Linked DNA regions of Mus musculus: region 2 is linked to region 1. A link is a loop called in an ENCODE intact Hi-C map of the cell type or tissue named here. Cell type or tissue: left cerebral cortex. All regions are shown on one strand. Links, peaks and the distances in the headings refer to the core of each region. The heading gives the core; the rest is flanking DNA. Region 1 holds the start of Gm32793 (a long non-coding RNA gene). Region 2 overlaps Gm32974 (a long non-coding RNA gene).

Region 1 (8,332 bases), core at 333-8,332:
AAGAAGATTCTGCACAGGTCCAGAGTGCATCTGCATTTAGGATTACCACCAGTGCTAATGTGGAAAAGAAAGCCTTTGCACACTGGTAATAGAGATGCAAATTACTACAGCCATTACAAAAGGCTGGAAGGAGGTTTCTCATAAACAAAACCAAAAACAAAGAAAAGAAATTTGCCAGAGATCCTATTTATGATTATTTATCCTTGAGGTATTAAATCAGTTTGTGAAGAAAGATGTCTGCAATTCTATTAGCAATAGCGAAGTTATATCCACATAGGTATCTATCCTAATGAAACAGATAATGTAGGTGAATGTTTGTGTGTGCGTGCATGTGCGCATGTGTGCTGGTCTTTAAAAACTAAGTAAATTCTGTAATTTGCCTCAATATGGAAAGATTCTAAAACAATCTGACTCATGGAAAAAATTTTGAACATTAGTAAAAGATGCTGTAAAAGATGCATTGGTACAAGTGTGAGCTGTCTGTAAAAGGGCAGAGGAGTATAAACTCTCAGACGGGAAGAATGAGGGTTTGGAGGGATCTCGTGTATTCTTATAGAAGACTATAAGGGGTGTTGGATGTTTCTAAACTGCTGAGGAAGTAAGCGGCCATGCACACGCCTATGATCTCAGGGCAGTGTGGGTAGAGACATGAAGACCCTCAATGTTTGCTGGCCACTGGCCTAGCACTGGAATCAATGAAAGGCCCTGTCTCAAAGGAATGGAGCCAAGAAGGATAAAGTAGGACAGTCAAAGTTCTCCTCCACCTGTCGTACATTCGATGGCATGGTCACCTGCCACACACATGTATGTATATCACATATGCACACCACACAAACACTAACATTCACAAACACACACGCAGACAAATACTGACAAAGCTAGTGATTTGCCACAATGATCTGTTGCCTCATCTGTCCAGCAAAGTTCAAGGCCCTGCACTCTTAGGAGACAACCCAGTATTTATGTCAGCGACTCTGTTGTGACCGAATGGAAAGTGTGCCACTTCTGAGAGAATCCTCAGGTTGCCATGGTTATCAGCCCAATTTAACAAATGAAGGGATGGACATTCTCGCCTCCTCATTCTCCAGGTCATGAGACACGTGAAGAGACCTGCTTCACACCAGTGTGCCAGCGTGAGGGCCAGGCACAGGGAGGGTGAGCTGACGTTGCCCTTGACTAAGCTTTTGAAATGACTGATTCCTCTGCTTCAGTCTAAAGCACCTGATCCAAACGTGGGCCTCCAGAAAGCTGCAAATCGCATGCCTCAGGCCATCATTCCTTCACAGATGAACAAAACTGCTGAGACTAAATCTATATGGGAACTATGCTGTACCTTGAGAAAGGCCAAACGTGGAGAGAGGAGAAGGTAAAAAATTTGAAGTGCTAGTTTTTCCACACTTCATTTTCACCACCACTTTGAATCGCCTAAGCTCTTCAACTTTTCAGCTGACTGGCTGATAACCAGCTAGGCTCTTCGTGTTCGTTGGCGATTTTATTTCTTTCTCCTGTTTGCTGGGTAAAGGAAACAGCTACAAGAAGAAACAAATGCCTGCGGTGTGAGGCAGCAGTTGGCAAGCTCCCGAAATCACAAGTTTGCAGTCCAGGCAATGGGAAATGAGATCAGAGAGTCTGTTTACAGAGGTGGGCACATTTGTCCAAAATGGCAGGACCCAGGGCTGGTCATTTGGTGTAGCAGACAGGAAGCGACTGTGAATGTTTATATCTATTTCCCAAATGCCTTAATGAATAGACCCAGAAGGCAGCGCAATGCAAGTTCATGCAACTGCAGGAAAGAACCAAAGCTTCCCATATCTAGGGGAAACTGTACTCCCTATGCCTGTAACAAGCTCAAGAACAGGTAATAGGGAATATGGAACACACACACACACGGTAGGGAGCTCTATGTTCAAACAGTAGGAACTAGGAACATGTTCCCCACAGAGTAGAAATGCCCTCCCCCAACAAGCAGTATGGCACCACCCCCACCCCCAACACAAACACACACACACACACAGGTACACCTTCTGAAATTTATTTTTTATGGTTATTTTCTAAAATGAATGTATTAAATGAACATGGAAAAAATGTATGTTTCACAATATGAAGAATCAGAGAGAAAACCAGCGTGACAGAATGGAAGAGAAAAACCAATACTCTTATTATGATATAAGGCAATTTTTTTAAACAGGTGCTGATTTTCAAAGAGTTGATTTTTTTCTTTAACAATTAACCATCCGTCTTCCTCCCACATTAAAAAAAAGCAACAACAATGTTTATTCTGGGTTAGACTGCTACAGGTGGTGCATGGAAGGAATATTCTTTGCAGCTAATGAAGTTCTGTGGCTTACAAACAGTATTTCAGGGTTTGTGGGAATTCACGTCTGTGTGTACACACATGGGTCTAATGTTTGTACAAATAATCTCTGGGTTCACTGGGTATTGAAATACACCAAAGCAGCGCCAACTGAGTTCTGAAAGCACCACTGGCCTTCGTGTTGGTTTCCTGAGAAGGGTCTTTCCCAAAAGCCTGCTTCTACCCAGAGCAGAGTGTGATTTATGGGGGGGGTTCCCAGAGCGTTGAAATATTCATTCTGAGCACTACTCAATATGCTCTCTCCAGGTTCATCATTTTGGAAATTAATCAACTGTCAAAAAAAAAAAAGTTGAACTCCAAGTGATATTAGATTTAAATTATACATGTGTGTTTTATCAGAACATGAAGATCAAAACATTACAGAATAATAAATAGGTGAGTTATCTTCCAAGAGACTGCTCGATATGACTTCAGTTTTTAACATTTAAAGCCTTTGCTGTCTGCCACTTTACTATCACATATATGAGTACATATATCATATGAGAACATATATCATATGAGAACATATATTACATGAGAACATATATCATATGAGAACATATATCATATGAGTACATATATCATATGAGAACATATATCATATGAGAACATATATCATATGAGTACATATATCATATGAGTACATATATCATATGAGAACATATATCATATGAGTACATATATCATATGAGTATATATATCATATGAGTACATATATCATATGAGTACATATAGATTCCCAACATCTATTACATTTCTTAGCACCCCCCCATTTTTATACTAAGTTTAAGAAAATAAAAACACTGTTTTTAAAGATCAACTATAAGCTTAGGGGAAAAAATAAGAGTCACAAAATTATTGTGACTTGGTAATTATTAGCTTTGCACTCAACACGTTTAGAGCAGTGGTGATTCAAACATTTGCCAAACATTCCCCAGGGATTTGCCAAGCATCTGTGTTAACATCCCAAGCATGCTTGGGGGTTATAAAGCTGTTGGCTCAGGCTTATTGGTTACACTGTTGCTCCTGTGTCATGGCTGCCTGCCTTTTGCCTGATGAGAGACCCAGTTGTGAGCAGATGCAATATTCCTAGACACACAGACACACAGAGGATTGATACCAGAGAGAAACTATAATATTCCAATAGCCGTCTCTCTTGTTTCTTTTTACCTCCATTACCCGTGATAAAACTAAACAAAACAAAAATAGAAATAGAAAAAAATTAAAACGAGTACAGCTAATGGAAACAGCCGTTTTAAAAAATATATTATTGAATTAAATTATAATTATATCGGGGTGATATGTGCCTTTGTATTACCTTAAATAAAAAGCAAATTTAATTCATATCCAGGTAGGTAGAAACCATCCATCTTCCTCCTACATAAAAACTATCTTTATTCTGGGTTTTCTAACAATCTACTTATTGTTAGAAAAATGTCTGGATTTCTGGTGATTTTATTGTAAATTTTAGATACTAGAGAAAAGTCTTGAGCTCCAGCTGGCTAGGAATATGGAGTCAAGTTAAAAGACCATAATTCATCTAGGCATGGTGGTCATATCTGTAACCCCAGCACTCGGGAGACAGAGGCAAGAAGATGTACCACCAGTTGGAGGTCAGCCTGGCCTAAGTAGTGAGTTCTAGGCAAACCACGGCCGCATACTCTGACTCTGTCTCAAAACAAAACAGACCAGAACAGCTATATGAGAATAGTATGAACGGCATCAAATAAAAAAAAAAAAAAAAAGTAGTTTGAATAAAGTCAGTGTCTCAATTCAGGCTATCTTCCTAGAGATCCAAGTCTGACCTATCCCATTTTTCAGTTACAAAGCTGTAAAGGGGATGTCATATGCTGTATAAATAGAGACATCTCAGTACTGTGGAGTCTTGTCACCAGATGCAACCTCCTCCCTATATTAAGACGTCAAATCTCAGAGGATGAAATCCGTATAAAATCAGAAGCAGAACTGTCCCCTGGCAAATCCAACTAGCAAAGCCAGTGCTCCAAGCCAGTGCTCCCAAGTAAGTAAGGAAGAGACAATAAGGGTACTTACAGATCAGCTAAGAATCAGGGAGATTCAGCTCCGAGAAAGAGAAATCTAGACACCTCTAGCACCCATACTAGGAGAGAAACGGGCTACTCTGAGCATGGAGCTCTCTTAGCGTACAGAAGGCTGCTTTATCCTTTGCCTCCATCAGCCCTGGGATGCCTAACTTCCCACGGAGGTTTTGCATTACATTGCTGGGCTGCAGATGTTAGGGGCTGGTATAGATGCTTGAATTTTCTTGTGTGTTTGAGAAAGCTGTTTCTGAAGAAGCTTTGCACCAAAGCCCTCCCACGGGTAGTGTACCCACACCCACCCACCCACACCCTCCCTCAAATCCTGGCCTTGGAAGAATCCCTTGTTTTCCCTTCCCCCTCCCCCTCCCCTTCCCATCTAAATATGGTGCTGGGCCTCAGGAGGCCTTGGCACAAAAAGCTTCTATAGGCGTCTGTCACTTGACTGACAGCAGAAAGGTTTCCGGAGATGGACAGCTGTGTGTAGGTGGGCAAAGACAGAGCTGAGCAGATTAAAGCAAGAGAGACAGTCAAGGGACGCGTCTAAATCAGAGGCCTCTGCAGATCTAGAGCCCGAAACTCTGTGATCATTAACCACATGGAGGACACATGTGAAAGAGCTTTAAAGCCTGCCCATCTTACGGCATCTTTAGAATAATAAGGGCCCCAGTTTAGGAGCAGATCGATGTCAAACACACAACAGCATCATGTAAAGTGACACGGAAGCGCATCACCAAAGAAAGCTGCCAGTGGGAAGACACAATGCAGCCTCAATTTTCTCATCGCCTCTGCAGCTCTTGGCGCTTGCTTTCAACCTGGGCTGCGCATTCAGCACTGCGCGGGGGGGGGGGGGGGGGGGGGAGGGGTGGGGGGTGTGGGCTTCAGCTAGCCTTTTATCGGTGCATATTTCTTTTTTTTTTTAAATCACCAAAATCCAAGTGAGAACCATAAACGTTTCAGGTGAAATTCTAATGAGACACACGGAGGAAATGAAGCCCGCTTTACTGAGCTGCAGTAAACTGACCATTTAGTGGAACGGACTTGATTAATTTCCTGCCGCTGTGCAATTACCTCTGATAGGTGTCTAACATAATATAAATAGGCAGGTTGAAGCGGCAGTCACCAAACCTTGCTCTTAAGTGGAGTGTACGTTAGAATCTCACTTTCTCTCGCCTGGGTGTGATTGTTCAAATTCCTTGTAATTCGGAGTTTCAAGAAATGAAGAAGATAGAAACTGGGAATGGTTACATGTATATTCCTCCACCTGCTAGCTCTAAACACAGAACTGAGGGCTGCATCTCATGCAGTAAACTGCGTCCTTTATCGTAGATAAATATTGTCTGCAGAGCAAAGATTTATCCCCCACAAGTCAAACAGCCTTCAATAAACTTAGAGACAGGTAAGGGAGTTCTTTCTAAAATTATGAATCAGAAAATTCACAAGTATACCATTCTTTAAATTTCCATACTTAATTTTAAACATCCTCACCATCCGGCAGAAGCCGAGGCTGGCATGAATACATTTGAGGAGTTTAAATACAAAGAAGAAAAACAAGTGGTTGAGCTGATAACACTTTAAATGTGAGTTGGAGTCCAATGGCCCATTACTAACGGTTTCTCTTTACCTCCCTACTTCAAATCACTCATCCAGTTCCTGAATTAAGCCAATTTATTTGTGCGGACACACACATCATCAACTGTGACCCCACCTATCCATGGGTAAGAAGGTTCTTGAGAATAGCTTAAAATGGCAGGGCATATGCTGGTCCAAAGACTTCTGTGAATTCTTCACTGCTTTTAAGCATGTGTCCAGCAAGCCTCTAAACAACGCCAATTCCAAGCACAGCAATGCTGATAATTTGCCTTCTTCATTACTTCCAGAGAGGAGTTGATTTGGGGGTGCTTTTCCCCAAATCATTAAGGCCCTCATTAATTTTCAGTAGGAATTCAAGTGGCGTAGAATTCAAGAAAACAAGGAACCCTACAGCATGCTTTTTGGAATCTTAGTTGCATATCTTTTGTTCTTTTGACAAGATGATTTAGAAGCTTGGTTTGTTTGTTTGTTTGTTTGTTGTTTGGAGACAAGGTCTCTCTGTGTAGTCCTGGCTGCCCTGGAATCCAACTTTGTAGACCAGACTGGCCTGGAACTCACAGAGATCCACCTGCCTCTATCTCACAAGAAACATTGTCTTTGCAAGATAGAAGCTCTTCTTCCTTACCAACTAGCATACCTGGTTAGGGTGAAGAAACAAAACCAGAAATACAGCTCTGACAGCAATATTTCCTCCCAAACTACACTCCACTCATTCCATTATCCAGAAGCCTGGAAGAACATTTACATGATACATAACAAGACATAAATTATGGCCTTTTCAACGTCTTCGGAACAGCCAGAGAGACTCTTTGGAAAGTTCATAATAAGTAAATGTTCAGAGCATAGTGAATGCATGCTTTAGGCTGATGGGGTGGGTCTAAACTTATAGCTTCATTGTGAAGCAGCATGATAGTGGTCAACTTACTTACAGAATTGCCACTAGGCACTGTTTTTCTAAAAGGGAAGAGGTGAAAGGAGGGGACGAGGTGGCAGTTGTATGCTCATAAACTAATATTCTAAACAGATAATTATTTCTCTATCAAAGTGGCTTTATGTTTTTCACATATCTGACCGTTAGTTTATTATCAGAAAACAATGATAATTCCCAAAAGTCTTTTAGTAACCCTACCTCTGCTATTAGAGTATTAAGACATGGGGGTGGGGGAGGGGAGATACCCATCCTTATCACTTAAGGTGTTGGCTGCTGTTCTAGAGGTCCTGAGTTCAGTTCCCAGCAAGCACATGGTGGCTCACAACCAACTATAATGAGATCCTACGCCCTCTTCTGTCTGACATCCTCTTCTGGCATGCAGGCATACATGCAAATAGAGCACTCATATACATAAAATATATAAATAAGTAAATCATCTTAAGGGCTATTTAATAACTGTGGCGTATAGATTGACTTTCATGGTTTTGTAATTGACTGAGGGAAATGGTGTCATAGATCTTATGGAGAATAAAGAGCGTTTTACCCTTCATTTGGGCATGTTTAAAAAAATAAAGTAATTCTTATGTGAAGCTGGCATTCACAGTGAAGCCCAGAACAGATACAAAGTATCTGGTCTGAATTTTGTCCCTCCTCCCCCACTACCTGAAGCTTAGCTGGAAGGCTTGAGATCTGGAGTAGGGTTGTTCAGAGGGTCCCTGCCTGTGTCCTTGCTCTCCTCACCATCCTTCTGGGCTGCAGAGGGAGACATTTGTGACCATTTCTCTTGTCTGTCACATTACCACATGGAAAGTGATGTGACTTTCCCAAGCTGTAGAAGGAACTGATGACCCCTTATCAACAAAGTGACCGTGCATTGCCGGGACCAGTGAAATCTTGGTTTGAAGTGAGTAGAATCCAGCCAGCCCTTGGTTGGTTTTGGAAACTATTGTTCTTGGAGGTAAGATCTCAGCCTCAGATACTAGCAAGTCCAGAATCTAAGAGACAAAGGCAAGCATACTGTCCTCAGTCCACGGGAGAGAAGGGAAGAAACTCAAGGTCATTGCCCCACCCCTTCTCATTCCAGGAAGTAAAGGAGTCAGCCCCTTCCCCTTTCTCCTGTAGCACCAAAAGTCTGAGTGCTCAGGTCCTTGGTGGAAAAGAACATTCAAGGTCTTAGTGATTTCTCCATGCAAGCATAGCTACAGTTATTAGTTTATATGGAGACAGAAGAGATGCCTCAGGGGTTCAGAGTTCCTCTGTGTGCTTCCATAGAATCAGAGTTTGGTTCCCAGCCTCCTCCTCCTCCTCCTCTTCCTCTTCTTCCTCCTCCTCCTCCCGGTCCTCACATGTCAGGTGGCTCACAATCTGTCAGGACATCTGAAGCTTTTTTTTTTCTTT
Region 2 (8,342 bases), core at 159-8,158, 120 kb before region 1:
TTGGAAAATTGAAGTCTTTACTAGCAATAGTTTCATAAATGTCACTGACTAAGCCAAAGTCTCTCCACAAGAAAAAAAAAAAAAAAGACACTGTGTGTCTCCTGGCTCTAGTTCCCCCAGAAGCCCCAAGTGTGAAGGATGCCTGTCACTCTTGGACCCTTAGGAGACTGCGAAGGCATCTCTTCATTGCACTATAAACATAAAGGCTTAAAAAACGATTTTCCACAAAATATAGTGCAGGTTACAGCATGTATCATATTGGTTGCTGTTCCAGCTTGTATAATTGTATTTAGGGAACTCTTTTGTTGAGAGAGATTTATCGTTTTTTTGCTTATCAAAACCTATTTCTATTTTAAAATATAGACTCTCAGCAAGTGTCACCCTGAAGAATTGGGTCTCCTCGACTATTTCGTTACATTTCAGAGGATAAAAAAGCACGCAGCAGTTCCACTATTAAGTCTCAGTGATGGAACCGCCACCCTGAGTCACATTACTCAAGTCTCTCTTTAGCTCAATTATACACCTCTGCAGTGGAGGAAGATAGATGGGGGTCATTTGGGAGCTGTAAACCATGATGCCTCAAATGCAGAACTATGTTCTTCAACTGATTTACACCGTGTTCTCCAGCAGGGCCTCACACCGAAGTGCATGGGGCCATGATTGAAAAGGCCCTCACTTAATTTTAGCATCCTGCTCTACACTTGGCAATTATTACCTCCATTCAATGACAAGGAACAATAAGCATGGCCTTCAGTACCTTCATCATAGAAGCAAAATCCAACCAAGCCACACGGGGAAACAAAGGTCCTTGTTCAGCAAATCACTGAGGAAAAGGGGATGGCAGTTAAGTCCCCAGGAGGCTATAACTTGTGGGTGATTGCTCCCACAGGAAAGGATCCAGTGGTCTGAAGTTGCAAGCTACTGTTCTAAAAATTGACAAAAGCATTGTTGCAGTGTTCTGATGTAACTCACATCGATTTCCTACTGAGAGACATAGAAAAAAAACACTGAAAGAAGTTAACTTGGCAGGCTGATGTCCCTTGCCTTCAGTTCCAGTGCTCAGGAGGCAGAAGCTGTCAGATCTTACGAGTTCAAGTCCAGCCTTGTCTACATAGCAAGTTCCAGGCCAGCGGGAGCTACAGAGTAAAACCCCATCCCAAAAACAAAAATTAACAAAATATGGCAAATCCATACGCACTGTCTCACAGAACAAGGAAGATTGTATATTTAATGTAGGCAAGGTTTCCTGCTCTTTAGCTGCTGTGCTCTGTTAATGTCCTCCCTTTGACTTCAGCAATTCCGGCCTTGGCTGTTTCTCTAGTGTCATTGCAGAAGGTTGGCAGCCATGGAAATCCAAAACTCACTGAAAAAGTAATTTTAAAAGCCCTAGGGAGATAGCTCAGTCACCAAAGTGCTTGCATCGAAAGCACAGGGGCCCAAGTTCAGTTCATAAAATCGTGTCTAAAATAAATAAATAAATAAATAAATAAATAAATAAATAAATAAATGGCATGGGGATGGGGAGGGATGAGGATGTCTCAGCAGTTAGGAACACAGGCTGCTCTTCCAGAAGATCTGGGTTTTATTCCCAGCACTCACATGATAGCTAACAACCATCTGTAATTCCAGTCCCAAGGAATCTAATGCCCCCTTCCAGCTTCTTTGGGCGTTGTACACACATGGTATACAAACATACATTCAGGCAAAACGTCATGAACATCAATATATATAGAGAGAGACTTATTAAGTAAATTTATCTGGATAGGTACATAGATAGATAGATAGATAGATAGATAGATAGATAGATAGATAGATAGATAGATAGATAGATTTAATACCAGATGTGATGATCTATACTTATTATCTCAATTCTGGAGGCAGAGGCATGTGAATCCTTGTTGCTCACTGGCCAGCCAGTTTTGCCAGTGTGGTAAGCTCCAAACTAATAAGAGGTCCTACCACAACAATAGCAATGATATTATTATTAATAGTAGTAGTAGATGTAATAATAGTAATAATAATAATTTTTTAAGTGGATGGTACCTGGGAAACACAATCCAACTTTGTCCTCTGGCTTCCACATGCACCTGCAAGCACACACAAAATAAAAACAAAGATAATTAACAGAACGTACATGTGACTTCCTTCCATCTGTCTCAAGTTGAAAAAACAGAGAATGTTAAGAAATACAATGAGATCGGTCACCAGGCGCTAACCAACCCAAATCTCCAGTTACAAGTTCTTCAGTTACACACATAGCCTCAGTGCCAAGTGTTTCATAAAAGTTCACTTCTGAATTACAGGCTTTAAAGAATTTTATTTCCACGGATGTATTTTCGTTTGGGAAGAGAGGTATTTCAAGAAACTACTCAAGTACAGGATCAATCCCGCTTCCTCCTCAGAAGAAAATAATGATTGAATTTAACTCAAATACCAGGTGTTCTGTGACATATTTTTCTCTGTGTAAGTTAATCTGAAAGTTAGGTTGTTTTTTTTTTTTGTTTTTTGTTTTTTAATGAGATGGTATTCAAGAAGTTCCTTGAACTCCAAACAGCCTTAAAAACAGTGGACGCCTGAAACATTTCATTAACATTTAAAGTCATGTCAGACAGAGTGCCGAGCTATAGAAAGTCTTTTTTAAGAGCTAACCGTTTTATAGCCATCTATTGGTGCCTAATAAAAGAACTAACATGTTCTGGGGGCTCAGGCTTGGAGTCAGTACATCATGTGGAATGCTGTATTTCAGTAGAAACTACAATGGAGAAGACCGCCTTGATTGGGGGTTTGCTTTTAAACTGTGCTTATGAGTAACAGAATTGACCTTTTATAATCTTTCAACTTCTCCCTGTGTCTCCCCTTCATTACCACACCCCTCTTCAATAGCCATAGTTCTGCTCTGTTGGTCATGAGGCAAGCTTGGGGCAAGCTGTGAGTGCCATTTGCACAGCATTCTCTCTGCAACGTATAGCTCCTTCCTGATTGTCTTCCCCTCAGTTTCAAAAGGCCCCAGGAAAGGGCAGCTGGTGCCCTCCACGTGCCTCACTTCTGTTACATGACTACACTTGTTTGTTTGGTCTGGTTGTTTTTGTTTGTTGTTTGCTGTGCCATTTAGGATATTTTTGTCTATTCATATTTATTACCTTCCTCTCAGAATTAATCTAATTTTGAGACAGGATCTCCTTGTGTTTTCTGAGCTTCCTGGGATGCATGGTCTCCTGCCTTCGCATCCTGAGTGTTGGAACACTGTGCTCACTTCTATATTTTCTCTTAATGAAAAATCTTTTAATGGAAAATCCCTAGACCATTGCATGGTACGCATGCTACAACGATTGATGGAAATGAATAAATAACAGGTTTCAACCTTGATGAATTCATGATGATTAGAAGATAAATACTACTTAGTGGTCAAACAGTGAGTATTCTTTAAATGTTAGGATTAAAACTGTCAATGAGAAGGTACTGCTGATTTTGTGTCAATCTGACACAAGCTAGAGTCATCAGAGAGGAAGGAACATCACTTGAGGAAATGCCTCCATGAGATTCAGCTGTAAGCCACCTTCTTAGTTAGTGATCAATGGGGAAGGGCTCAGCCCATGGTGGGTGGTGCCCTCCTTAGGCTAGTGGTCCTGGGTTCTTTAAGAAAGCAGGCTGACCAAGCCATGGGAAGCAAGCTAGTAAGCAGCATCCCTCCATGGCCTCTGCATCATCTCCTGCCTTCAGGTTCCAGCCCTGTTTGTGTTCCTGTCCTGACTTCCCTCAATGATGGACCAAGATCTGGAAGTGAAAGCTGAATAAACCCTTTCCTCCCCAGCTTTCTTTTTGGTCATGGTGTTTCTTTGCAGCAATAGAAAACCTAAGACAGAGAATAAAAATTATAAATAATTTATTTGGAAAGGATGTCTTTTATTTTAAGTGACATTTTTACACACAAGTTAATATATGGACACAATATAATTTAGAAAATATGGAAGCAATAATTACTGCAAGAAGCAATGGGAACTGGCTTTTAAAATCATGCTTATCTATCCTGTTTGAATGTACTGTGATAAAAATTTACTTACCCAAATAATAGGTGCCACCTAACCACTATGTTCCAGATACTCATTTTGATATTAGGTAATATGTTAGTGAACAAATCAAAGTCCCTTACTTCACAGGTTTCCATTCTAAGTAAGGAAAGTAAATCAAATACAGAAAATTAAGCCAAGCTGAGCACAGAGGTATAGGGAAAGGACTGTTACTTCAAATAGGACAGTCATGAAAGAAAGATAGCTTTGACAAGATAAAATTTGAGCAAATATCTTAATGGGATAGATCTTTGGGGAAATTCTTGGTTCTGCCGGGACCTCTAAGAACCACAAATCCTCTGAGTGTTAAAACAACAAAGAATAATTCTCACCCATTTCTTACCCATAGTGGTGTCCAGCATTGGGTGGGGACCATGAAGTAGCTATCACGCAATAATGCCTGGCTACTGTAGTAGTTCCATCCTCCTCTAGCCGGTGGCCTCCTGACCGTAGAGATAAGACAGCAGAGGGTTGGAGAGCCTGATGTGCTCCTCCTGTTCACTGCTCAGTCAGTAAGGAAATCTATATCTAGCATAAAACGGAACCAGGGATTAGTGAGTGTCTGGGATGTTTGTCATAGAGTATCAACACGTCAGTGGAAGGAAAGTAAAGGAGACAAAACTATGAAACCCTTGAGCTGTGAGTAAGCATCTTGTACCTCCCAGAGGGACACAAGGTGGCAGGATTGCTGTAGACTAAGAAGAGAAGGGAATATGGAATAGAAGTGATACCCAAGTATCTCATCAGCAGGAGTACTGTGGCCCACCACACCCATCCTAAGGATGATGCGGTTGTGGATTGAATGAGAAGTGACCCCCAACAAGCTCTTGTGTCTAAACACTTCTTCCCCAGATGGTGGCTCTGTTTGAGGAGTTTTTCAAACTTCTAGGGGGTGAGCTTTGAAAGTTTACAGCCTCGCCCTATTTCCAGTTGGTACTCTCAGCTTCCTGTGTGAGGATGAGATGAGATCTCAATGCTTCCTGCTCCCGTCACTTGTTGCTATGCCTTCCTTGCCCTTGTAGATACTCCTTCCAGAAACTTCAGCCAAAAATTAACCCCTTTGTAAGTTGCTTTTAATCATCCATTTTTATCATCATAACAGAAAAGTGCTTAATCCAGATGCCAAACTGCTGGCAGAGGTTTGAGCTAGAGGTAATTTTATATATATATATATATACACACACACAATTTTATCACAAAAGATGGTATGTTTATTACTTTTCTTTGCTTTGATAAAACACCATGACAAAAGCAACATGTAGAAGAAAGAATTTATTTGGACTTACAGAGGGTCATAGGATTATGGAGCAGAGGTAGCAGAGATAGCTGCTGAGGCAGAAACTAAAGGTTCACTTCATGAACCACAATCACCAAGCAGAAGGAGCACATTGGGAATGGCACAAGGCTTTAAAACCTCAGAACCACCCCCCACCCCCCAGTAACAGACATCTTCCAGCAAGGCCACACCTCCTAAGCCAACCCAAACAAAGCCACCAACTGGGGACCAAGTAATCAAACATCTGAGAGAGCCTAGAGAAGACATTTTCTTTCAAACCACCACAGACCGCAGCGTAGCAACACTTGCAGAAACCAGTGACAGATTATTAAAGTGAATGGATTATAAGGGTAATAAAGGTCACTGATCCATTGATAAACAGAAAATTACCCAAATGTTTTTATGATGCAGACAGTTCCCAGGTTTTGACTGCACATGAAACAATCCTTCAGGAGTATTTTTTTTCCTTCTTTAAAACATGGGATGAACCCCTAAAATGTCAAAAGGCACACCAAGGAGATGAGTTATTTTGCTATGTGTAAAGAAATTAATTGAATAAGCACAGCTGGCTGCCACGTGGAGCAGAAGGCCAGGCAGCTTCCGATTGAAGGGGTCCAGAAGCTATTGTCTTTGCCACTCGGGAAAGGAGCTCAGAGGTCCTTTGAGAAGCTGTTTGTCATTTTAAAAGAGTTTTTGACAACACTAGGAAGCACTCTGATATGTTTGCTGTATTCCTAGGTGTCTAAGTGAATCAGAACTCAATTTCCCAGGGTCACACTGCTAGATACCCTTCTTCACGAGTAACCCTTCAAGCTTGCATAGCTCTAGTCTTGAAATAATTAAGAGAAATTGTAAAGGGCAGATTTTGCTGCAGGAATATAAATTATCCTAAAAGGGAAGAAATTCGGGCATCCTTTGGGTCTGGCAGGATGCATATGGTACATTTAAAATAAAAGCAAAATTTTTCAGTATTTTTAGCAGAGGCAAGAAGAATTCAACGTGTGTGTGTGTGTGTGTGTGTGTGTGTGTGTGTGTGTGTGTGTGTGTGTGTGAAGTGTGCTGTTAGGTCTTTTTGTTGGTTCTAGCATCTCTTCGTCTCCACAAGTTCGGCACTTCTCCTTCCATGCCCACAAAGCATTACTGAATACTGAAAATGTTACCTTCTAAATGGTGGTTCTTTTTCATCTTTACTCTCCCTCCTGCTCCTAAGCCCTCCCTCCTTCCCTTCCCAGATCTTCAAGAGACCCTGACTCAAAACAAGTTGCAAATTGAGAACCAACTCCAGAATGTTGTTCTGTGGCTTGCACGTAGGCACCACAGCACGTGTGCTCCTATGTAAATGCATACATGTACACATGCATATGCATGCCCACACACACATGCACATATGCATGCATGTACACACACATACCAACTCACATCTGTACACATATACACACATACATATGCAGAAGCACACAGTTGCTAAAATGAAAACACAAATTTAATTTTAGGAAGAAAAGTAGATAAGTAAAAAATTCCCAGTGTCCGTGTGAAGCTACTGAATTCTCCTTCCAATACTGTTTTCACATCATTGGTTGATTGTCTCTGTCTTTAGTAGTGCTTCCTAAAACATTGATGCCTTTTGAAGGTGTTTGTTGTCTAGCTGTAGACACCTGAAGAAAGCAGCTTTCTGGTCTATTGCTTCGCGAAGGATGCAGTTACTATGAGAGCTTAGCTTTATGTAAATGCTCAAGTTTCAAACTGCTGCCTCAACTTTTGTTTTTGCAAATAATTAAAAGCGAAACCAAGAGCAACATCTACATCCCCCAGCCCAGATCCTGTGGCTTCTGCCAGGACTCACATTCCAGAGGCAGCTGCAGTGGATTTGCACTTGCTAATAGTTCTAGAACTTAATTTTCTCTTCTATTTGAGCACTTAACATTACTCTTTCCTCATTGTAAACTCATCTATATAGATAAACATATGCTCATATTCTATGCTTTCATATGGTACTTGGACTTTTAAAAAGAAAAGGAGGAAAATCACTATGAACTAATATAAAAGAACTTTCTAAAATATATTAAATAATATAATAAAGGACAAAAACAAACACACATTGCAGTTTACATTAAAAAAAGAAATTAAAAATATAGAAAATGTACACACACACACACACACCCTGGCAACACACACACACCCTGGCAACTAAATATGCAAAAAGAAACACAGAGAAGCCAACTCAGATTTTAATTGAAAATGGTTTAAATTAAGAGGATGGGTAGTCACAAGAAAAAAAGGGCACAAGGATTGGCGTTAAGATATCTCGTATGTATTTTTATGGTTTTAGCCTTTGAAATATGCAAATGTTTTACATGTTCAAAAAACATAGTAAATAGGAAAAGATAAAGAGAGCCAATTCATTTGTGATGGGATAAACAGATCCTTTGAGCTAAATCTACAGCATGAGTAATTTAATCATTGTATTCAGGCCCCTCACAGAAGTACTAATAAAGTCAAGGGGATGCCAATTTGAAAATTTCCGACATACATAAACAAATGAATTTAACTGCATGTTAAAAAATGAAAAAAAAATCCATAGATAGAATGACTAATTCAAATAAATTTTGCATGCAAAATTATGCAATTATATATACCCTTGGCAAAACCTATCTCAGAGCTTGAATCAAAAGGCAGCAGGCCTGTGGTTGATAGTATTTGAGATGCTATCATTGCTATAATGTGATAGTATGATAAATGGGAAAAGGTTGCAGTTTATTATAGAACAAAGCAAAAAAATACATATATTTTCATTGGTGACAATCGTTACTCTGACTATGGCAAGAGATGGTATTTGGAATGAGAAATCAAGAAAGACACCCATGATACTGGTCTGAATTCCAGAATGGGTTCATGATTTACAACTGAGAGTATTTTGGCTCTGTCTAACGATACCAACACAGTAATGACGTAATAATGAAGAAGCACCCAACATATCAGGATCTTCCTAAGAGCTTTCC

Evidence for each region. A loop is a pair of places that touch in the nucleus more often than their neighbours do. Peaks named below come from ENCODE experiments on the same cell type or tissue, not always from the same donor. Only the 100,000 strongest peaks of a DNase experiment are listed, where the experiment ranks them.
Region 2: a loop joins it to region 1, with 8 times the contacts of the local background. A loop is called at or near these places in 2 of 42 quality-filtered maps.

What each region holds. Positions count from the first base shown.
Region 1 is chr1:77,518,546-77,526,877 of GRCm38, reverse strand. Gm32793 (a long non-coding RNA gene) reads right to left here and starts at 4,688. Exons shown (of 6, transcript XR_865558.1): 1 at 4,406-4,688. RefSeq lists enhancers at 1,536-1,555, 1,644-1,661, 1,675-1,694, 1,179-1,805, 4,503-4,978. In left cerebral cortex, for the core only: no CTCF peak of the experiment used is centred there; DNase peaks (open chromatin) are centred at 4,628 and 4,920; H3K27ac peaks cover 1,789 bases.
Region 2 is chr1:77,633,627-77,641,968 of GRCm38, reverse strand. It overlaps Gm32974 (a long non-coding RNA gene), which reads right to left. Exons shown (of 5, transcript XR_373560.3): 3 at 4,411-4,595; 4 at 2,044-2,087; 5 at 1-1,363. Among named protein-coding and RNA genes, the nearest start is that of Gm32974, 35 kb to the right of the region's middle. In left cerebral cortex, for the core only: a CTCF peak has its summit at 4,733 (motif pointing right); a DNase peak (open chromatin) is centred at 4,736.